Linked DNA regions of Mus musculus: region 1 is linked to region 2. The links are chromatin contacts, found by POLR2A ChIA-PET in ENCODE. All regions are on one chromosome and are shown on one strand. Each heading gives the region's core, a stretch centred on a gene start or an enhancer-like site at or near the end of the contact. The rest is flanking DNA. Distances are from core to core; before and after follow the strand shown. Region 1 holds the start of Elk4 (ELK4, member of ETS oncogene family). Region 2 holds the start of Nucks1 (nuclear casein kinase and cyclin-dependent kinase substrate 1).

What was found. ChIA-PET counts read pairs that join two places held with the same protein, here RNA polymerase II (POLR2A).
Region 1: POLR2A ChIA-PET joins it to region 2 with 10 read pairs in Patski. The contact joins the promoter of Elk4 here to the promoter of Nucks1 in region 2. POLR2A ChIA-PET finds 5 or more read pairs at or near these places in 2 of 5 experiments (Patski and embryonic stem cell).

What each region holds. Positions count from the first base shown.
Region 1 is chr1:132,005,368-132,009,417 of GRCm38, reverse strand. It overlaps Elk4 (ELK4, member of ETS oncogene family), which reads right to left and starts at 1,798. Exons shown (of 5, transcript NM_007923.3): 1 at 1,478-1,798.
Region 2 is chr1:131,908,935-131,913,054 of GRCm38, reverse strand. It overlaps Nucks1 (nuclear casein kinase and cyclin-dependent kinase substrate 1), which reads right to left and starts at 2,597. Exons shown (of 7, transcript NM_175294.3): 1 at 2,305-2,597. The coding sequence starts at 2,321.

The DNA of each region.
Region 1 (4,050 bases), core at 549-3,048, 97 kb before region 2:
CTACTGACCAACAAAGAGGGAACAAGACAGACAGATTCCATATAGGTACAAAAACAGAGACACTGTCTAAGTACTAACAATTACAGCTTCAAAAGGTTTTTTAGAAGCATAATGGAGGCAGACTTAAATGGACCCAAATCATCGTTGACAGATTAAATGCTGGAAAAGGTTTAACACTCAAAGACTAATCTCTAAGCTACAATGAAACGGGGCTTTAGGAGCTGGAGAGCAGCTCGGTGGCAAAGTGCTTTGTCTTGTCTAGCATGCCTGAGAACACAGGTTAGATGACCAGCACTGCACCTAGGTAGAGAAAATTGCTTTCTCGAAGAAGTGCAATGGAAAAAGAAGAGAACAGGGGCGCCTGGAGTGCAGACCAGCTGATGAACACCTGATGCAGACCCCAGTTTTGATACATAGCACAAGAAGGAAGGAGAGGAGGCTGAAAGCAACGGTGAGAGCCACAAGAGGATATTAAATGTATACTTTTTTTTTACCTTTTTGTGCTGGTGACTGAAGAGTACATCCCCTGCCTCAAATATATAATGGTGTCCCAAAAGTTAAGACAATATTTCCCCCCCAAAAATGTAACAAACTCCACGTAAGCAGTTTCCATTTTAAAATAAAACCAAAGATCAAAGAACAAAGAGTTCCTACAAGGAAAAGTTGAATCATACTCTTTTAAAAACACCACTCCTAGCCGGAAATACAGAAGCCCCACGTTCTGTGCATGGGGGGGAAGAGAGAAGAGCTCTGACCTTAGAACGGCAGCCATTCTACTGAAAGACTCTTACTTAAATGACCTAACCTTCACATTGCAAGGGCTCGAGAAAATGCCAACCGTGTCTTCTGAGTTCACCCAACAAATTCCCCCTTATTTCCTTGCCGATGCCCGTTAAAACTCCTCCCCTCAAAGATGTTTCCAATGCTTTTCCGAGGAAAAGCTTGCCACAGCTGTACAGGAAGCGAGGAGGACTGATGAAAAGTAGAGAAAGAAAAACCTGTGGCCGGATGGACAGCGAGCTTGGGGAAGGGAAGAATGCGGCGTGAGGCCGCGCGCCCCGAGATCAAAGTGCGGGGAGACGCAGACCTCCGGCCCGTGGGCGAGCCAAGAAAGCACTTTCACTTTCCAACTTCCTGCCACTCCGGCAAGTTAAAACCGTTCCCCTCTGCCCCACCCAGGCAACAAAAAACCGCTGCCACCTTCCGCCCAAGGGACTTCTCACGACCCACCGAGGTGCGGGCAAGGCGGAGGGGGCGCTCCGGCGAGCACCTGAGCTCCACCGAGCTGCTCCCCCAAGGAGAGCGCGCCAGCGGGCCCCGCCCACCCACCAGGTCCCACCCTCCCGCCACCAAGCTCCGCCCCTCCCTCCGCCCGGTGCACTTCCTGCCGCGCCCGCAACCTCCGCCCGGCCCGCGCGGAAACCTGGCTGAGGGGCGGTGGTGCGAGACCCCGACGGGGCGTGGGCGTGCTGCTCACCAGGCAGGGCACGGGACTCCTCGGCCTTGAACGCGGTGCGAGACTCTGTCGCCCACCGCTCCTCACACTCGGACCTCAAAGACCGCGCGGCGAACAGTGGCGACCCCCGCGCCGGGGCCCGAGAAAGCGGCGGCCGAGCCGAGCCAGCCGCGTGCCCGCAGCCGCCCGCATCTCCCGCTGCCGCAGGTCTCGAGCCCCGCCCTCGCACACGCGGCCGGGACGGCGAAGTGGCTATAGTTAAGCTGCCACTCGCCGTGCGTGCGCTCGACGTTCTTCACTACGGCCGCCGTCTCCCGTCGTTCCGCGGCCTCCGCCACTCTCAAACCCCCCCCCCCCGGCACTGCCGGGGCCCTTCCTCGACGCCGAAGCAGCGCGAGCGTCACTTCCGGGGGAGGGGCCGGGCCCCAAAGCCAGTGTTTTGTTTCTGGCCCGGGGCTCCCGTACGTACCCTGTTAGTCCGTCCCGTGCACTCGCTCCGGGGACTCCTGCTCTGCCGGACATTCGTACTTCCTCGCAGGCCCAAAGTCCTGCTTAGGGCTCTCGGGGTAGCAATCTGGGCCCAGGGCTGTGGCGGCGGAGCTGACGTGTGAGGACGACGCCCACTGGTTTACATTGCGAGCTACCACCACCACTTGATCAGAATCATTGACGAATGGTCTCTCTAGAATGGGAAAAGCTTTCCCCCTTACCAACTTAGCTTGGTCCAGAGCTTTAACTTTCTTTCTTTCTTTTCTTTTTTCTTTTTCTTTCTTTTTTTTTTTTTTTTTGGTTTAGAAACAGTATTTTAACACGTAGCTCTAGCTGTTCTGAACTCATAGGAGATCCTTCTGCTTCAACTCCTGGCCCCAAGTGGTGGGATTACAGATATTTACAGATGTGCACCACCACGTCCAGTCTAAGTGACTTTACTTAAGAATCCGAAACACCCAATTCATTGCCTGTAAAGTCACTGTGAAAACCTAATTTTCAAAACTTGCAACATCCAAAGAAGGGATGCAGAAATCAACACCCAATTCCAAGGTTCACAAGTGTTCGCAGCTGAGGCAATTGAGCGTTCCATTTTGTCTCCCTGCCCCACTAAACGAATGAGTGTGTTGTTTGTTTACTTAGGCTTTTTGAGACAGTTTCTGTACTTAAAGCTCTCATGGGATTGACTGTGCCACTCAATTTGGGGTTGGACTCTCAGCAACCCTGTCTCAGTATCAACATTATGAGGATGTTAAGCGTAAGCTGGTTCTTACAAATGTGATTTGTGTTTGGAAGCAAGGTCTCATGAAGTCCGAGCTGAGGTTGACTTTGAACTCCTGATCCTGTTTCCTCCACCTCCCAAGTGATGAATTTACAGGCTTTTAACACCAAGCTCAGTTTCATATATATATAGCTATAGATATCTATATAGATATATAGATACAGATATCTATATATATAATTTTTTCTTTGATAATTTCATACATGCATACAATATATTTTAAACATAGTCCCCCTCCCTCACCTTTCTGACTCCTCCCAGATCCCCCTATGTGCCCTCTTTTTCATTGTTTCTTAACCCAGTGAGTCCAGTTAGTATTGCCCATATATGCCTGGATGTGAGACAGTCCACTAGTCCACTAGATCGTGGTCAGGGACCCACCTCTAAAGAAAACTGACTCATTCTGGCACCCATCAAAGGCCAATAGCTCTTCAGCTAGGGGCGGGGCGTCTATGCTCTGTTCACAATGGAATGTCAACTGCTTGCTCTTGTACAGATCTTTAACAGGCAACCATGGCTTCTGTAAATGCATGAGTGTAGTGGTCATGCCCAGAAGAGTCCAGTCACCCCAGACTTCTGGCTCTTAAAAATCCTTCCACCACCTCCTTCTCCTCCTCCTCAGTGTTCCCTGAACCTTGGGTGGTGGTGACATGCTATAAATATTCAACTTATGGTTGAGCACTTCACAGACATTGATTCTTTGCACTTGGACCAGATGTGACTCTGTATTATCTGGCGTCCAAGGCAAAAAGGAGCTTCTCTAGAGAGCACTGAGAGTTGCACTAATCTATTGGTGTGATAACTATTTCAGGGCAGTCTGATGCTATGTCCATTTAACACAATAATAGTAGAATTACTTATGAGCTATGAGCTCCCCAGCAGCTGGATCTTGGCCAGTTATCCTGTAGAGTAGAATTTCAGCCCAACCAGGAAACAGTTGGTTGCTTCCATAATTTTCATGGCACTATTGTACTTGCCAAGCCAGTTGTTACTGTGGCTCATGGAGTTCACATCTGGGTGTTACTTCCCCCAGGAACCTACATAGCACCTTCCAGTATTATGGAAGATAATCAACAAAAAGGAAGGGTCCTGGCCAGTACCTACCTAAGAAGGAGAAGAGTATCAGATCCCAGATCCCCTGGAGCTGGAGTTAGAAGCTGTTGTAAGCCACCCCCGTGAGTGCTGAGAACCCAGCTCAGGTCCTCTGAAGAGCAATGTGCACTCTTAACCACTGAGCCATCTTTCCAGCACTGCATAGCTATAATTCTTAAAGGAAACAAGTCACACTTGGTCTGGGAAAATAATTGAACTAGCAGCCCAAGGA
Region 2 (4,120 bases), core at 1,348-3,847:
GTTCTTTAAAAAAATAAATAAATAAAAAAAAGAAAAAGAAAAACAAAACAAACGAAAACAAAAATCCATCAAAAACTCCTTTTAGGACATGTGCCTTTAGGAATGTCTTTAACTCCAGCACTCAGGAGGCTGAGGCAGGCAGATCTGTTTGATAACAGCCTGGTCTAGAGAGGGAGTTCCAGGCAGCCAAGGCTCTTACACAGAGAAACCCTGCCTCAAAAAAAAACAAAAACAAAAACACACCAATTCTTTTAGAAAACAGTACTATTATTTTGTGGAGTAAGGAGACATTTCTTCTTCTTCTTTTTTTTTTTTTTTTTGTTTTTTGTTTTTTCAAGACAGGGTTTCTCTGTGTAGCCCTGGCTGTCCTGGAGCTCATTTTGTAGACCAGGCTGGCCTAGAACTAAGAAATCCGCCTGCCTCTGTCTCCCAAGTGCTGGGACCAAAGGTGTGTGCCACCACGCCCAGCATAAGGGGACATTTCTGAGGTGCTCCCAAGCCACCAGGAGTTATTTAGCATTAAAAGCACAGTGCAGAGTGCAGACCCATACCCTATCTGAAGTACTGTGTGAATGAGAAACACAAGTTTTATTTCCAGTAATCTTTACTTAATTTAACTTTCAATAGCCACCAAGTGGAACAGTTAGTTACAAAGCTAAATGAGCCAGTAGTAGTAGTGTCTCACCTTTTTGTAAGGCAGAGGCAGATTCAAACCAGCCTGATCTACAGAAGAGTTCCATGGGAGCCTTGGCTCCATGAGACACCCTCTCCCCAAATTAAAAAAAATTTTTTTTAAAAGAAAAGACATATCTTTCTAGCAAAAGGACCAACTAATTTATTATACAAGAGACCTCAGCTGAGCAGTGGTGGCGCCTTTGATCCCTGCACTCGGGAGGCAGAGGCAGGCGGATTTCTGAGTTCAAGGCCAGCCTGGTCTACAGAGTGAGTTCCAGAACAGCCAGGGCTACACAGAGAAACCCTGTCTAGAAAAAAGTAATTTGAGTTGGTGGTACAGTTTGGTTAGATTTATGTCCTCAAAGAACTCACTATAACCTGGAACAGTCATATTGACTACTTCCCAAACATCACACAGAAGACATGGTAATTTGGAGGTGCAGGTTAAAACAGAATGGAAAAAGCAAGCTGGTAGGTAATTCATCCTCCGCAGTTCCCTCTCGCGAGTGGGAGGGGTGGTAATCTACCACCAATAGATTATCTTGTCAAGGAGACATAGTGGGGCACAAAACCGTTGCCAGATCCAAACCTCTCCTTGGTATTGGGATACTTTCGATACCAAAACTTGAAATGAATTCATAACTGTAAAAATAGTTAAGAACTAAAGGCAATGGGGCCAGGTAAAGCTCCTTTACAAGTAACATCTATTGACTTTGGTCTCGGTCTCTGTCCCTCTGTCTCTCAGGCCTTAATAGATTGGACTAAACCACACCCTCCACCCAAGCCACATTCTATACAACAGCTCTGGAGGGCATTAAAGGGGAGCCCACCGAGTGAGGGGAAACCGAAAACTTCTTGAAGCCATGTGAATAAAAGTCTGATCGCTAGTGGATCGTAGTCCATTTACGATTAACGTCACACGGGGAAAGAGAGGGTTACAGAAGTAGCAAGAGACGCGTACTGCGGGGTGAGGGGGAACGAGAACCACACGGGATTTGGGTTAACAAGCACGTCCCTGGAGGAAGGGCATTTGTCTGCAAGCGGTGGAAAGAGAAAACTTGGGGTTAATGCGTTCAGAACTCCCAAGTGGGGAGAGGCTGTGGCCCTTATTTTACGGGGCTCAGTGTCAAAACTCACTTTTGCCCCAAGGGGAAAGGAAAACGTGGGTTCCGCCCAGGCCGGGCTAGGAGGCGGGGCCTGCCGCGACCCCGAGAATGGAGGCGGGGCCGGGCGGCGGGGCACAAGCAACTCGCTCGCCAAAACGCTAAGCCGGCGAGCCTCTGGAGGACCGAGTCCTCCGTGTTCGCACCCGGGTCGGCCGTAGGCTCCAACAGGGCCCAGGGGTGCGGCCTATGGTGTGCCTGGTGCGCGCCAAGCCCACGCCAGGGCCATGGCGGAGGTGGGGGCGGCCGCGGAGCCGACCCGGACCCTGCGGGGTGGAGGCGACGCGCCCGTGCGCGCCGCCGCCATCCTGCGCGCCGCCGAGCACCCACGCGCAAGGGCGCGCGCGGCCCCCGACAGAAGGCCGCGCGTGGTAGTCAGGAGCACGACTCCAGGCCCGTTGCCCAGGTCCTTCGCCACTCACCCCAGCCCGTTCGGCCCGCCCCGGGCCTTGGACTCCGCACTGACCTGACAGGCCGAGACATGTTCGCTGTCGAGGCGCGACCAAGTCGAGGAGCCGAGGACCAGGACCCCCCTCCCCGCGCACTCGGCGCCCCACCCCCCCGCTCCGGCCGGCGGGGCCGCTGCTGCCGAGCCCCGGGCTGCTGGCTTCTCAAGAGTCGGCGGCTGCTGGTTTGAGGTCCCTGGATCTGACGAGCCCCCCGCTCCCCCGTCTCTTCAAAATGGATGAATCAAACCAGCCGAAAATGCGCCAAAGCCGCGGTGCAACCAAACCCCGTAGGGTTTGTGCGCTCCGCCCCAGCACGCCCGCTCATTGGTGACTCCTGTCAGATGCGCCCTAGTCATTAGTCCATTTGAATCATCACGCCTCCCAGCCCCGCCCCACTCCCGGATAGGCCCCGCCTCCTCCATGGGGTCCTGTTAGTCAAGATGCGCTGAGAGCGCACGGCCGCAAAACAAAAATGGTCGCCGATTGCCCGCCCCCTGTCTTCCACGCCAGAGCTGCAGATTCGGCTTGGGTTATATCTTGGACCCCCTGCCAAATAACCTGATTTATATAGAGTTCTCTGTGGACTAGGTGGTTCTGTAATGGATTTAATTTCTCCTGACTTGATTATTTTGCAAATCAGCTAATTGCAAGACTCATGGGATAGGCAGCAGATTCGTCACTTAAGAATTGGAGGGAAATTACTTAGGTTCAAAAATTTGACCTTAATCTTAGAAATCCTGTACTCTGACTTCAGCGTTAACCTCCCAGGGCTCAGTCACGCTGCTGAAGTAGAGAGTTGGGTTCACAAGGAATATCTTCTACCCAATCTGATCTTTGAGAGCTACTTAACACTCATTAAAACCTCAATTTCTGATATTAGCATTTCAAAGAGAAAGAGGTGATTAATGGTTAAGAGGGAGACTGGTGACAAAACGCTTGCTTCAAAATTCTAAGTCCACCACTTAGTACTTAACTAGGTTTCCTCTGTGCACCTCAGTTTTATGATGAGTAGAGTAGGATACAAGGCTACCTTATTACTAGAACTAAACAAGGTGCTATGTTGAAAGGCCTTTAGTCTGGGCTTAAGTGTTAGGTTCCGTTTTTAATAGAAGATAAAATTAGTTCGGGGGGGGGGGGCAGGGAGGCTGGAGAGATGGCTCAGTGGTTAAGAGCACTGACTGCTCTTCCAGAGGTCCCGGAGTTCAAATCCCAGCAACCACCTGGTGGCTTACAACCATTTGTAATGAGATCTGATGCCCTCTTCTGGTGTGTCTGAAGACAGCTACAGTGTACTCATATATAATAAATAAATAAATCTTAAAAAAAAAAAAGTAGTTCGAGTTGCCTCAAGACTGAATGCCTAAATCAGAAGTAGAGCACAGTATCTTTGTATTAATATCTAGGATTTACTTCCTGTTATAGTTTGGATTCCATGTTCCCTAGGGACCCATATGCCAAAGATTTAAGAGGCAGGACCTGGTAGAAGTTAGGACATTAGGAGTGAGCACTTTAACATGATGTGGGAACCTTGACTTGACCACCCTCTGTCTTTCTTGCTTGCAGCCTGTAAACACAATGTCATCTGTTTCACTTTGCTGAAATGCTTTTCACCATGATGCTCTTGCTCTCTACAGACACAAAGCCCTAGGACCAAGCAGCCCTCAATGGAAACATATGAAACTGTAGAAAAATAAATGTATTCTTGTAAGTTGATATTTCAAGTCATACGGATAGAAAACTAACACACTTTATGATGTTGTAAATCGATTTCAATACTTGCCAGAGCCAGTGTTTCACTTGAAGAGTGGGGATGTTGCTCAGCTGAGAGTAACT